2 separate regions of the Homo sapiens genome follow, and region 2 is linked to region 1. The links are chromatin loops, found by intact Hi-C in ENCODE. Cell type or tissue: A673. All regions are shown on one strand.

Region 1 (8,000 bases):
AAATTAATATATGGCCACTACAGAACAAAATATACTAAATCCAGGTACAACATAACTGTTAATTTGAAAAGGTAAAACGGTGAAGGTTATGCCAGCTTCTTGTTCCATAGTTAAGAAAAATCCATGTTTTAAATATTACCTCCCTCCTCAACAAGGTAAATTATTATTCATGTTAAATGTCATCCAAAGTAAAGAATTTGCCTAAAATATATTTTCTCTTTTTCTAAATATGCTGAATGAGTGATTCGTATCCTCCCCATTTGGGGAAGGAAATGTCATATTTTGGTTGAAAATAACTTCCAATAGGCTACATGGGGATATAAAAGATAAATTTTTAAAAGGGTATAGTAAAAAAAAGAAAAAGAAAGAAAACAACCTTCAGCCACTCTTTTACAGAGTTAGATGGATAAGAATATAGGTTGGATTGGTCATGGCTAATTACATTAAGAATTAAGGAAAATGGGCAGGGCATGCCTGTAATCCCAGCACTTTCAGAGGCCGAGGCAGGTAGATCACCTGAGGCCAGGAGTTTGAGACCAGACTGGCCAACGTGGTGAAACCCTGTCTTTACTAAAAATACATTAAAAAAAAAAATGGGCATAGTGGTGCGTACCTGTAGTCCCAGCTACTCGGGAGGCTGTGGCAGGAGAATCGTTTGAACCCAGGAGGTGAAGGTTCAAAAAAAAAAAAAAAAAGCCATACGCGGTGGCTCACACCTGTAATCCCAGTACTTTGGGAGGCCACGGCGGGCAGATCACAAGGTCAGGAGTTCGAGACCAGCCTGGCCAACACAGTGAAATCATGTCTCTAAAAATACAAAAATTATCTGGGCATGGTGGCAGGCGCCTGTAATCCCAGCTATTCGGAGGCTGAGGCAGGAGAATCGCTTGAACCCGGGAGGCGGAGGTTGCAGTGAGCCGAGATCGCGCCACTGCACTCCAGCCTAGGTGACAGAGCTAGACTCCATCTAGGAAAAAAAAAAAAAGAATTAAGCAAAGTCACCCAAAAAGAATAATTCCCAAGTCAGTGAAACATAAGTATAACCCAATTAAAGGTAGTAATATTGCTGAAGAAATTATGTATTAAGCAGAATGAAAGATCAGCTAAAAAATCATAGGAGACTCTTTTGAAAACATTGGCAGTGCCTACACAGATGGTGTCAAGAAAAAGCAGTAAATTTAGCCATCAGGCTCTCTGGTAATAAACTGGTTTCCATCTAGGCCTGCGTGGAGACAAAGCAGATGTGGCCATGCTGATAATTGGATTCCAGTTCTTATCACACAGATAATGGTAAAGTAAGAGATTGGCACGATGACTTTTTGCATTAGTTTTAAGAATTTGTTGGGAGTTTGTTTCTTTGTTTTTAACAATGTTGAACCCACCTGTGGAACTGACCGAATTAGGATTTTTAAGGCTGTCCAGCTGAGGACCAGCCCCTCAGCACAACAAAACCTCCAAAATGACTTCACCCCAGGAAGTCTCTTCTCTCAGGGGACATCACTGCGTGCACTCACCTGTGTCCCTGTACCTTTCCATATGCTCTATTAGGGTGATGCTTGCACAGATGAGGGATCTTGACAAGATAGATTACTGAATGGATGGATCAGCAGTTTTCAAGATCAGAATTTATTTCTGGTCTCTTTCCAATAAAGCATAGTTAGATTAGATTGGATCGTACACCTTCCCAGAACAACTTAATACAATAACAATCATATAATTTGTCATTTTTCCTATGGTATCTTTATGTGCTTTGTTTTTATAATGTGCCAAGAGCCTCATGGAATTCAATTTAAGGGTTATTGAGGTAGTCTATTAAGAGTTATTGAGATAGTTATTGAGACAGACTATCGAGATAATCAGCAGCTTCTGCAGGGATAAAATGGAGTCACTTAGGAAAAGACATATCACCTTTTTCTGAGCAGATAAGACTTAAGTTGAACACCATCTGGTTCCAAAACCTTTCATTAGTGTATGGCTTTTAAAGATACGATGCTACAGTAAAGACTAAATCATCTTGGTGGCTACAATTTCAGAATCATTTACTCCAGTTCAATTTAGCATAAGAAGCCTCTGTAGAAAAATTGGCTTTCGAAACCCAAATTACACAGTGAGCTGATAAACAATTAAATGAAATTCTGTCATTGACAGGAAGAGCTAGGCAGAGGAGGACAAAAAAGGGAGAGAAAGATGCCCAAATTTACTGAGGAAAAAAAAAGGCACAGGAAAGGAAGTGAGGTGAGTATCGGCAGGTTAACCTCACATCCTTCTGAGAGACTTTCCTCTAGAAAGCTGATTTTCAAATTTGCTTGAAGATAAGAACTGACTAGAACACTTGTTTAAAAAACTCTCAGGCCTCAGCCCGGACCTACTAAACCATGGTATATTGGAAAAACCATAGTATATTGGAGAAGAAACCTGGTAACCTGGCAATCTGTGCATATAACAAGTGCCTCACGTGTTCCTCATCAGGTAAGTTTGAGCTAGCACTGTAGCTAAAAAGATGTTTCTATGGGCTTGTTGGGACATTCTGAGCCTTGCGAGTAGTAAGCCTCATTCTTAATAAGACGGTCCAGTTGTTGGAGTCAGAATAGGAGCTCTGATTCAGACGAGCAGAACAAAAACATTAAGGCCTCACAGTTTGTGGCAAGAGCTTAAGTAGATGCAGTAATAAGTCCAGGCTGGGCACAGTGGCTCACACCTGTAATCCCAGCACTTAGGAAGCTGAGGCTGGAGGATCCCTTGTGGCCAGGAGTTTGAGACCAGCCTGGACAACAGAGCAAGCAAGACCCTGTCCCCACAAAAAAAAAAAAAAAAAAAAAAATTAAAAAAATTACCTGGATGTAGTGGTGCACTGGTGCATGCCTGGAGTCCTAGCTGCCTGGGAGGCTGAGGGAGGAGGATCACTTGATCCCAGGAGATTGAGGCTGCAGTGAGTCATAATCATGTTACTGCACTCAGCCTGGGTGGCAGAGCAAGACCCTGTCTCTTTAAAAAAAAAAAAAAAAAAATTCAAGACAAGGCAGTTAAAGCCAGTTGCAATTAATTTAAATAAACACCAACAAAGCATCCTAATACCTGTAATATGAAGACATGGGTGCAAATGCCAACACTTCCAGTCACATTTTTATCATCTATACAAAAGAAGTGATGATATCCAGTTTATAGATGTTATTATCAGAGCTGGTGTTTGAAAGTGCCACCTAAATATGAGCAATTATTGCTACTAGGTAAAGGGTACCAGAGCAAGTGCTCATATCAGGACAGTCAAACAAGAGGTGTCCCTACAAGTGGGTGGGGAAACACAGCAATGGGAATGTAGAATGGAAAAATTGTGAGGTGTGTGTAAGTGGCAGCAGGTAGCAGGCCCCTCTGGTGGCCTAGAATACATCTGAAACTATCATCTTCAGGCATAGAAAGAAGAAAATGAGATGTGAGTTAGTTGAGAAGAAACTGGATAGCTGAGAGATTACCAAGATAAGATTCAGACATATTAAAAACAATCTTGGTACCCACTGCCTGGCGACAGGGTATGTGGTAGCAGCTTTGTGCAACATAAGTTATTAGCACAGAAACCAAAATCAGAATAGGAAAAGCAACATGAGCTATTCCTAACACTTCAGTTCCCCTTGGTCAGAGGTAGGAAAGTTGAGCCTACAAATAGGAATAAAGTCCCAGCCGTAGAACATAGAGAGACGCAGGAAGCTAAAGAGGTTTTTTCAGGGGGCAGGTAAACCTTGTTCAATCATGAAATGATGTTCAAGAGAGACATCTACTGGCCGGGAGCAGTGGCTGACAATTGTAATTCCAGCACTTTGGGAGGCCAAGGTGGGAGGGTCTCTTGAGCCCAGCAGTTCGAGACCAGCCTGGGCAATATACCAAGACCCCACTCTATACAAAAAAAAAAAAAAAAAAATTGAGATGGAGTCTCGCTTTTTCACCCAGGCTTGATTGCAGGGGCGCAATCTCAGTTCACTGCAACCTCTGCCTCCCAGGTTTAGGCAATTATTTGCCTCAGCCTCCCAAGTAGCTGGGATTACAGGCGCCTGCCACCACGTCCGGCTAATTTTTGTATTTTTAGTAGAAACAGGGTTTCACCATCTTGGCCAGGCTGGTCTTAAACTCCTGACCTTGTGATCCATCCACCTCAGCCTCCCAAAGTGCTGGGATTACAGGTGTGAGCCACTGTGCCCGGCCTACAAAAAAATTTTTTTTTAAATTAGCCAGACATGGTAGCTCATGCTTGTAGTCTCAGCTACTCGGAAGGTTGAGATAAGAGGATCACTTGAGCCCAGGAGTTTGAGGCTGCAGTGAGCTGTGATCATATCTAGGTGTGATCGTACTCCAGCCTAGGTGATAGAGCGAGACTCTCTCTCCAAAAAAGAGAGAGAGAGACATCTGCTGCCAGCAAAAAGATCCTAGATCTATCCATAGGTTTAAAACACACATGGCTTTAGGTGCCAGGTAGATGAGGAAATGTATAAGGGCACAGGGTCTCAGACTATGGGAAAACGCAAGTATTGTTTAGTATTTAGAATGCAATCACTGAAATGCAGTCTAACTCAGATTTTTAAAAACCTACTAACAAGCAAAACTGGTCTCTGGGCTAAATAAAATCCCAGGAGACCAGGTTTTAACATGAATGGCCCAGAGCAGAGAGCACAGATACAAATATGTAGTGTGATGTATTCAATAACATTAAAAGTTATTTTTTTAACTTCAGATTCAGACTTAAGGAACATTCAGTTAGCACCTACTATAACCTAGGAATGAGGCCCTCCTATATACATTTCATGTGCATGGAAATAGGGAAGAACCAGGCTACTTGAATCAAAACACTTTGATAACCTTATTCCCCAGAAAGCATCTCAAAATTCTGATTTCATGTCTACAATAATGATAAAAATGACAGTAGTAGTAATAACAGTTATACAAGGTAATTAAGTAAAATGTCATAAAGTAATGTAGGGATAACAATTATACCTATACATATTGTAACTCTAACTTTTTTAACGTAAGTATACTCTCTTGAGAAATTAATTGTATCCTCGGCATTAAAGAACTTAAACCATCCCAACTGAAAACACTTGAAAGAGAACAGGAAAATCCCACTGCTCCATGCTGACAACTGATATTCAAGATCTTGCGTAAGAATTCTAACCTTCTTGGAAGTATTCACAATGACTTTTAAATATCTGCCTTCATGTTACATTTAAAAAGGCTTCTTGAAAAACAATAGGAGTAGAGTGCCCTCTAGAGTCTTATTTGTGTTTTGTTTTTTGGGTTTTTGTTTTGTTTTGTTTTGTTTTTTTCCAGATGGAGTTTCGCTCTTGTTGCCCAGACTGGAGTGCAATGGCATGATCTTTACTCACTGCAACCTCTGCCTCCCAGGTTCAGGCAATTCCCCTGCCTCAGACTCCTGAGTAGCTGGGATTACAGGCACCTGCCATCACACCCAGCCAATTTTTGTATTTTTAGTAGAGATAGGGGTTCACCATGTTGGCCAGCCTGGTCTTGAACTCCTGACCTCAAGTGGTCCACCCGCCTTGGCCTCCCAAAGTGCTAGGATTACAGGTATGAGCCACCACACCTGGCCTTGTATTTTTAATGCCAAATTAGGGGGGTAGATAATTTGATCATTTCTGGCTGCAGTCATTGAAATTGAGAAATGTGAAAAATTTGACTATTGCTGCTACAAAAATGTATCTCTTTACAAAATTTAGTATGATCTTTTTCCTCCCAAGAGAAATCTCTTTGAACATTACCTATCTACATAGTTAGAACAGACAAAAATATTAAAGATTTGTATTGAAAATGTGTTAATTTGTATTCTACTTTCTATGTCCTACACATACAAATTTATTCAAAGGAATTCTAATATCAGTATGACTATTTCATCTTTTGTGTGCACTTTTTAAAAACTTATACATTCATTTCAGTCCATAAGTTACCAAAAGGGAAACAATATTTGTTAATCTAACATTTGAGGCTTCTACCTAAAATTTATACAACGCATTTGGGTAACTAATAAACGCTTTTACACATAGGTGCATTAACATACACTGATTAAAATAAAGGCATAGCTAGAAATGTCTTCGCCCCACTTAAGACATACAGATCATCACAAGGCTGTGATGGCAGGCCTAATAGGAATATGTGAAGCCTAAAGCTGCAAACTTGGAATCTGCAGTTTAACAAAAGATAGGCTTTGCTTTTACATCTAGCACTCCACTATTTATCAAGGAAGTCAGGGATCCAACATACTTAGCTCTAAAATGGGATAATATTGACAGCTGAGCTTATTATGTATTTTTAATGTATCAATTGTAAAAATTTATAGGAGGGCTGTATAGATCATAAATAGCAATGCATATAAGGTATGTTTTCTGTTTTTCACATAAAATGGAGAGTTCAGCCAAGTTAGGTCATCCTTGAATAAAAACATGAAGCATTCTCCCAGTATTATTGCAGACTGCTCTTCAAGCTTCTTTGCCAATGTTTTCTCCTCACATATATATTACCTGTCCCTTGACTATAAGTGTTTTAAATATTCTTTGGGACTCTTCCCTATGACCTGTCTAATTTCACTGCTGAAATTCTCCCTAGAGAAATTTTTCCCTCCCAGGTCTTTAGATTCCTTCTGCAGTCTAGAAACACACTTACCTCTCTAGATCGACCTCCTACGATCTGGATCCCTATTTCAACTGCCTATTTTACACCTCCTTCATCCTCAGCGTCAGAGGAACCCTAGGCCTGAGATCAAAGACATACAATAGAGATCTGAGGCAAGATGTCGTCACTGCAAAATGAGTCAAAACATGCATGGAACTATCCTCCCCAGCCACAGCCGGATAAAAAGGTATAGCTCACAGGATGTGAGGTGGGGCACATCCTCTTGACGCAGTCCACCCCTGGTACCATTGAGACCCACTTGTACCCTATATTAAATGCAATTCATCACTGAGTGTTCAAGGTGGTGGCCTCTTCAAAAAGCTTCATATACAACAGTTACAGGTAGAAACTACAAATGCTGCAACTGGTACCCAAATCATAATTCATATTCATATTTCACTTCTCTATTACACTTTGTAATTTCTCTCTCCCTTTTGTCCATCAGGTTGCTCAGTCCCTCTTTTGCTGATATAGGTTGCTTGTCTAATGGAGTCACCCAAACCTTCAGCTGATTCTGAGTTCTTAGTTGTTTTGTTCTTACCATGTTATGGTCACTGCAATTTCTGGTTCATCATTGTCACCAGACATGGACACACAAGTGCACCTCATGAGTTCTACTGTGTAGTAGCAACTCTAGCTCTTCAGGATCATGGGGCTCATTTCCCCCAGGAATATACTTCTTTTTTGGCTGCCATTCTGCTGGCATGAGGAGCCCATAACATAGGAATCACTTTCGACCCTTTTGAAGTAGTCACAATTGCAGGTTTAGTGGGCACTTACCATATTGCTGAGTGCAAATATTCCCCTAATATAGCAGAGCTAATTTATTTAAAAAAGGAAAACATGAATTCCATCCTGAGGTGGACCTCAGGATGATAGGGAGGGGAACCAATTCTGTTTCCATGTCTTGCTTCCTGGATCTGCATATTTTAGCCATGAGAGACACCTCGCTATGTATCGCTAATGATTTAAGGCAATTCTGAAGGACATTGACTAAATCACTCCATAATTTTAATCATTTGGTTTTTTTCGAGGGGATGTGGTGTGTGGCAGGACCAGAAAACTATTTGGCCATACACTTGCTTACTCACCTCTTTCTCTATGAAATTAGGCTCTTGATCTGACAGGATGTTTACAATATTGCTTTTGTAAATCATACATTCTGTAAGTGCTTGAATGAGGTGTTGCAGAAACCCCGTTATCAAGGAAGGAAACCCATATCTAGAAAAGATAGCAATTGAAGAATCAGTTTCATCTTCAGGATGGAAGGGGATTGATGTAATCAACTTGCCATCAAGTGATTACTTAATCTCCTTGAGGGATGGGAACAT
Region 2 (8,000 bases), 410 kb before region 1:
GTGGGTGATTAGGTAGAATAAGAAATTATCCTATATCTCTATTGAAAGATTTTAGAACAGTTAAAACTAAAAATACTTATATTAATTACTCCATTGATATAGGTATAATTATTCTAATCTTGCAAAGCAAGGAAACTACTAATCATACTATACAAGATCTAGAATAATTACTATCAACAGTGATACTCAGGTGTTTTTTTTTTTTGGAAACAGTCTTTTCCATCTGTTTCTAGTCATTACTATTAATACTAAAAAAATGGAGGTGCAGGGGAAATGGAAGGATGATGAACAGGCAAAAGCGTCAATATAAAAATCATTCAGGATTAAGAAATTTTAAAATGTTAATTAACGTTAGCTCGACTTGACTTCATGGCACAGAAAGGCAAAGAGAACACATGCTTTGAATCACATGTTAGCCACTCACTGCTGTGTGACCTTTGGAAACTATTTAATGTCATTCATTTGTAAAATGAGAATAATTATAAGCTTTTTGTGTAAATGATTCTCAGTACAAGTAAGCCATCATTTTTATTATTATTTTAACTGTTCTCATTACTTTGCAGCCAATATCATTGGTTCAAAATCTTATGTCTTTAGAGCTCTCTGGCCTCAATGGGACCTCTGATGCTACTGAGTTTCTTAAACTTGGGATAGGTTGAGAAATGAATACCAATATACTTTCTCATTACATGGAATGTAAAGGAAGACAAAGAGGATTACCCTTCCAAAGAGATAGCAAAACTTTCCCATTATCATACTTTTCTAATTCTATAATCAGGAATAGAATTCTAGGATGGAAAATTAGAAATAGAACACTAAGATGGAAAATTAAGGTGACTCATCCTTGAATTAGAATGAGCATCGGAGATATCTTAACCCAGTTGTCTCACACTTTAGTAAACAGGTGATATATTACAAGTTTCTGAAAAATGATAGTGAATTTCCTGGGCTCCTAAAGGTGGTGAAAGTCTAACTGGAAATGTAGTGGATTATTTGTGGAAGTTTCCATAATAGTTACAAGATATAATTCAAAAACTCTTTAAAAATACTATTTTAAGGACGGGCGCAGTGACTCACGCCTGTAATCCCAGAACTTTGGGAGGCCGAGGCGGGTGAATCACCTGAGATCAGGAGTTCGAGACTAGCCTGGCCAACATGGGAAACCCTGTCTCTACTAAAAATACAAAAAACAATTAGCCGTGCGTGGTGGCATGCGCCTGTAATCCCAGCAGGAGAATCTCTTGAACTCGGGAGGCGGAGGTTGCAGTAAACGGAGATCAAGCCACTGCACTCCAGCCTGGGTGACAGAGCCAGACTCCGTCTCAAAGAAAAACAAAACAAACACACAAACAAAAAACAACACTATTTATACCAGGCACTCTGCAAGGCAACAGACTTATTTAGTGGAAGGCAAGGGAAATATTGTTGCTATTTCACAGGGCTTATTCCAGTGGTGAGGAGAAATGAAAAATAAGATACAATATATGATTACAAACAGGGATAAGTGCTAGGAGGTAAACCACTGGCTGGGGGCAGCAATAGTGAGGAACAGCATAGAGTGATCCGGGAAGACCTCTGGAACGGTAAAAGGGCCAGCCCGCCATGTTGAAGGGTGGGGAGAACCACTTCTGACAGAGAAAATAACAGGATGAATGGCTCCAAGGCAGGAAAGAGCTTAGAAATGTTCTTGAAATTGAAATCAGGCTGGTATAGGTGTTCAGTCAAGGATGAAGGTTGCAGTAGATGAGGCTAGAAAGCAGAAAGGGACCTAACCAGGCTCAAGTGAATTGGGAAACCTTCTGGTGGTTTGAAGCTTAAGAATGACAGGAACTAGGCTGGGCACGGTGGCTCACGCCTGTAATCCCAGCACTTCGGGAGGCCTAGGTGGGTGGATCACGAGGTCAGGAGATCAAGACCATTCTGGCTAACACGCTGAAACCCCGTCTCTACTAAAAATGCAAAAAAATTAGCCAGGCAGGGTTGCGGGTGCCTGTAGTCCCAGCTACTCGGGAGGCTGAGGCAGGAGAATCACTTGAACCCGGGAGGCGGAGCTTGCAGGGAGCCGAGATCGCGCCACTGCACCCCAACCTGGGTGACAGAGCCAGACTACGTCAAAAAAAAAAAAAAAAGAAAAAGAAAAAGAAAAGAATGACAGGAACTAATTTATATCCTAAAAACATCACTGTGGAATGGCTTGGTTGGGGTGGTCAAGTTAGGAGGAGAGGAGCCCAGTTAGAAAGTTACTGTCGTATTTCTGAAGGCAGATAGTGGAGGCTTAGATTGTGGTTGCAGGAGTGGAGATGAGGAAGTGAGTGGATTCAGAATGCATTTGGGTAAGTAATTGCCAGGGCTTGCCAGGGAATTGAATCTTGGGAGGAAGCGTTTAAAGGAAGAAGCAACAAGACTTCAAGTAGACTTTCAGCTGTCAGGATTGAAGATGATTACTTTTGAAAATTTCCAATAAACTTGTCCCACTATTTTTATGCACCTACTAGTGGGGATTCAACAGTGATTTAAAAAAGACTTTATTTCTATATGTTCTTAGCACATTGATTTCTTAAAGACTGCTTACTAATTTAGTTACCTGAAGAACAATTTTATACTTTTATAGGCTACTAAATGTGTTTTATGTAACATATGAAAAAATTGAAATTTAGCATATTCAGATATTTTATATATTATAACCTTCTCTTGAATGGAAATGGAAAATCAGTTGATCTTCCTCCACAGTTTACATTTTTTCCCAGTTTGCCAAGTTCTGTAATATTTTTTTAAACAAAGAAGACAAAATATACATTTCTTTAGCAAATCAAACATACTCTCATGTTTCATCTGTGATTCTCTCACAGATTTTCTGATGTACTATTTAGATATTTTTAATTTGATGCTAGAGAAAAGTCATCTTCTTTAAATTGCACAGTGTATTTAACCATCTTTAAGCTTTATATTTGTTGCCATGCATTCTCATTTACACTTTTAGAAATTCAAATGTGTTTTCCACTGTCCCTTTAGCAGAAAAAAATTCAAGTTTGTAATATTGATTAACGGTAATGCCTAGAGATATCAGAAGATGAGAAATAATGCAGTTTCTCTAAAATTTAATTTTAGGCATATTGGCAAAATTTTTCTCTGTTTCTCAACTTTATTAGTTTCTAAAATATTCAAATAATCATTCCACATATAATTTCATGTAATTATTTTTTAATCTAAGGGATTTCTGATAACTACTTTTCAATTCTGTCAAACATAAAATGTCTATTTTGGCGAGTCTTTTGTAGTTTTAGTTCTAGGAAATATCTTGTTTCCTAGATGGAAAAAATAAGCTGTATTCTTAAGGGCTGAAAGAATGTAAAATTGGGTCATATTAGCATGTGTTTCACATTGAAAACTCTGATGATATAACTAGGCGTTTCTAGGGGCCATCAAATATCCCTTGCTTCAGTGACAGAAATGTTGAAAAAAAAAAATAACCTATCAAAAGTGAGCATGAGAGAGATTTCCTCCATTATGGAAAGAAGGGAAGCAAATGGTCTTCTGTCTTTAGGGCAGAGGAAGGCCTAAGTGATCTTGACATGTAGATTGCTACCCAGTGTAGAATGTATTTCATGAAATGTTACATTTTATTCAGGTAAAATTAGTTGTGTAACATATACATGTGTCAGAATTGTTTTTAAACAGTTGTTCACAAAGGTTCATTTGAGGAGAAAGGTCATTCAAAAATCTTTGCTTTCAGTCTTCATGTCAACTTAAAATAAATAAAAAGAATGCATCCGGGACCAGGTGTTTTTGTTATAGGTAAGTTCATCATAAAGTCCCAAATTTGTTCATTCTAGTTATCATTATGATCACAGTTTTCGTCAATAAGTGAAATATAGACTGCTCATACCCTTGAAAAAATGAATGTATCTGCTGCCTTTCAAATGTTACTGTCTTGAGATACCAACAATTTCACTTACCTTTCCACAAAAATTCCAGCTTGAACAGCATGCACAATGCTCCGAAATTTTGGTTTTTCCTCAGGTTTCTTTTTTGTCATCCCCATTTTCCGTGTAAAGGTAGAAGCCAACCAGTCCCGGACTTCAGATGGGACTGAGTCAGTCTGAATGTCACTGAGCTCATCTTCAGTATCCAGAAGTCTTCTACAAAAATTTATACAGATTAAACTTTTTTATAAAAAAGTGAAGAAAAACATATAACAGAAAAACAAGGATTGCAATGGGATTTAAAATATAGCCAATCACTCTCTGATTATTCCTTAATATGTACTCTCTAAAGAAAGAAAAAAAATTCATTAACATTTGGAAAGCTCTTAATTTCTCAAATTGATCATATGAAGACAACAACGAATAGACTTGAGCATTTGCAGCTTCCCAAACATTTCAGCACAATGATACACCAGTCTAGAGGTACCGACTGTTAATATCTTTAGTGTGCTATTCTAATAATGAATAAAACTAAGGAAAGATAGGGAAGTGAATTCATAAACAGATGTCTGCTATTAAAGGAAGTAACTGGAGTGGGAAGAAAAAAGGGGGATTGAATCTATAATAGTTGTCATATACTTAATAATCTTGTGTGTATCTTAAGTATAGTACATGCTATTTGAATTAGGCTTTGCAATTTATAAAAGTCATTCACAGATGCTACTTCATTGGATAAGTACCTCTAAATTTTAGGAAAATAACCACTTAAGTGCTCCCAACGATATCCATTCTATCAATGTCACAGATTTTAAAAGTGAAAAAAAAAATGAAAACACATGATATCAAATAGATTATGTTTAAAGCGCATTTCAGGTGACCACGGGGTGGAGCTCTCATGGGTTTAGAGCTGCTGGCTGAGGAAATCAACCCAGTGAGTGAGGTAGTGAATAGGAACTGAAACAATGACCACGCTCTGTATAAGCTCCAGGTAGATAAAATTGACTGGACTGCTGAGTAATAACAGCTGCCATTAAAGAGGAAACTAAGGAAACATCGTTATTTTAAGGCCAGTCAGCTTCGGCAGTCAAGAACTTCCTAGAGGTCTGAACTGGCAACATCCCAGAGGCTCCCCACCAAATACAGAAACAGCTTACAGAACAGTTGAACTTTGCCTCTAGGAAGAACACAGGCCAGCTCTGCCTGCCATTTGACTTGGTTCTTTCCTTATCTGTGCACCAATCTAAAAACTCTGGCACATGTTAGCTTCAACCTTTGGGTTTCATCTGCTTTTGAAAATCTCTTTGCCCAGACCTAGGCCTAACGATTATGAGCTAATGTTGGAAGGTGGCCAGAGATGGTTGTACATGCTAATGCCTCAGAAACAAGGCAGGGGCCATCTCAAAAAGCAGGGACAAAACAAAGGACAAAAAACAGGAGGTCTCCACAAAGAACTCAATCTGACTAAAGAGAGGCTCAAAAGGTAATATGCAGGAGAGGAACTCTTCATGTTCCTTTAAATGACCTCTCACATATGCTGCTGTTTCCTATAAACCTGCAGAAAAGTCATTTGCCAATATTTATTTTCCATGGTATTAAATAAGCATGAATGTATTTATGAAATACCTTATAAAAAATAAACATAAGTTCTGGAGTCACAAAGATACGTGTATACATATAACGATAAAAAATATTTAGAGTTGAATGTTAATACTGATTAATACTTACTCTATATGATTTTTAACTTTCTTTCTGATCTGACATTTGGATGGTTTTGATTTACCCCTAAAACACTGAACTAGAAAATTAAAGCAAAATAGTTTGTTTATCTTTTTGCCCATTTGAAATTAGATTCCCTAGCCCATTTCAGCAAGTCACTAAACTTCATGGCTTGAAAATATCACTACTTTAAAGATAATGCCATTTCTACTATCTCTTATGCAGTGATCAGATACAGTGTAGGTAGAACAAGTGGAATAGGAATCATTGTGGTGTAATCTTGTGATGTCACCATGCTCCAAGCATTCCACTGCAGCCTAGTTTTGTCAGCTAATCTCCTTAGAATGACAGAAACCTGGCTGATGGTGCCAATTCCTCCACAGTAAATTTCATGTTGATGGCTTTAAGGCTATATGTCCTATACTCATAAATGATCCAAGAGAGCTCACCAAACATGACAAAACCAGCATATGGAAGGGATATTCCACATAGTAGAGTGGTACTTAGGAGGCTGGAAATCCTTAGTCGTGATGCATGAGGTCATCTACTGAGAAGAAAGTGCATATAATTTTAGGGAGAAATAATGATACGGATTAATTAGGGACACACAAATAAAGGACGACAGTGTGTTAAGGGAAGAGCATGGAATATGCTATTGTGTAACTTGAAAAGGGAATCTTGAAAAGGCAACAACTACCTCCGTGAGGTTTAATTTTATGTGTCACCATAGGTAGGTTATGGTGGCCAGTCGTTTGGTCAAACACCAATTTAAATGTCGCTGTGAAAGTATTTTTTAGATGTGATTAACATTTAAATCAGTAGACTTTGAATAAAGCAGATTACCCTCTAAATTATGGGTAAGCCTCATCTAATCAGTTGAAAACCTTAAGAAAGAAGATTAAGGTCCCCCAAAGAGAAAGGAATTCAGCTTCCAGAACGCCTTTGAAATCAAGACTGCAACAATGACTCCTGCCAGGGTTTCCAGCCTGCCAGTTTGCTTTGCAAATTTCAGACTTGCCAGCACCAATAATCACATGAGCCCATTCCTTAAAATACGTATCTCGCTCTCTCTCTCCTCTCTCCTCTCCTCCCTCTCTCTCTCTCTCCCTCTCTCTCTCTCTCTCTCTCTCTCTCGTGTGTGTATGTGTGTGTGTGTGTTGTGTAGCTGTTGGTTTGGATAAGAAATCATCTTTCCATCATTTATGAATGCTGCGTGATAACTACCAGTGTAGGTTATAAATAAAATAGAATATAAAGACTCAGTTCTCTATTAATATTCATTTAATAGAACATACCAGTCCTATTTCTCATGTAAAAATCCTATTTGCAATGAAATAAAATGCCTTTTTAGCAATTATAAATCTAAACACCATACTGTTTAAACATTACAGAATTATTGTCAAACTAAATGAAGTGATTAAAAATTGAAAAAATGAGAATGATCCCTTATCAGGTAGAACTTATATTTTAAAAGAAAGACTAAAAATAAAATAAGAATTATGATATAAGGTTAATTATGAGAGGAAACACTATGTTAGATAAGATGATCAGATAGTTAAGACCCGAACAATGAGGAAGTATTAGTTATAGGAAAGTCTGGGGGAAGTCTGTTCTATCTATTCCAGATAGAAAGAAGGGCAAGTACAAAGGCCCGAGGCATGATCAGTATTGGCATGTTTGAGGAACAGGAAGGAGGCCAAATGTGGCTGGAGTATACTGACTGAGAGAGAGAGTGACCCAAGTTGGGAGGCAAACATAGGTATAAGTAAGCTAATATCAGGCCTTGGAAGGATTCTGTCATATTTGCAATGGCAGGTCATTGAATTATTTTAAGCAGGATGTGATATGATTTATGTATCTAAAAGACCAATGTGCATGCTGTGAGAGGAATAGACAAAGTTGTAAGAATGGTGTTTTGAGTTTAGTTAGTTTAGTTAACTGAGCACAATTGCAAAAATGGTCTTTTATTTTGGAAGTTCACTACTTTTCAAAGACCGTAATTGGTATTGAGTTGGGTATCATTTTGTCCTATAAACATATGGCTCAAAGTCTTAATGGTATATTATTTTATTGACTTATTATTATTATTTTTGAGATGGAGTTTCGCTCTTGATGCCCAGGCTGGAGTGCAATGGTGCGATCTCGGCTCACCACAACCTCTGCCTCCCGGGTTCAAGCGATTCTCCTGCCTCAGCCTCCTGAGTAGCTGGGATTACAGGCACGTGCCACCACGCCTGGCTAATTTTGTATTTTTAGTAGAGACGGGGTTTCTCCATGTTGGTCAGGCTGGTCTCGAACTCCCGACCTCAGGTGATCCGCCCGCCTTGGCCTCCCAAAGTGCTGGGATTACAGGAGTGAGCC

What was found. Hi-C counts contacts between places; a loop is a spot of excess contacts. Peaks named below come from ENCODE experiments on the same cell type or tissue, not always from the same donor. Only the 100,000 strongest peaks of a DNase experiment are listed, where the experiment ranks them.
Region 2: it touches region 1 in a loop (6-fold over the local background); 29 of 110 quality-filtered maps call a loop at or near these places.

What each region holds. Positions count from the first base shown.
Region 1 is chr2:182,645,714-182,653,713 of GRCh38, forward strand. It overlaps a transcript of PDE1A not described here. Among named protein-coding and RNA genes, the nearest start is that of DNAJC10, 67 kb to the right of the region's middle. RefSeq lists an enhancer at 6,138-7,337. In A673, CTCF peaks have their summits at 3,780 (motif pointing left) and 5,273 (motif pointing left); DNase peaks (open chromatin) are centred at 3,748 and 5,158; H3K27ac peaks cover 1,074 bases.
Region 2 is chr2:182,236,154-182,244,153 of GRCh38, forward strand. PDE1A (phosphodiesterase 1A) reads right to left here. Exons shown (of 15, transcript NM_001363871.4): 3 at 3,957-4,139. Among named protein-coding and RNA genes, the nearest start is that of PDE1A, 190 kb to the right of the region's middle. In A673, a CTCF peak has its summit at 4,790 (motif pointing right); no DNase peak of the experiment used is centred here.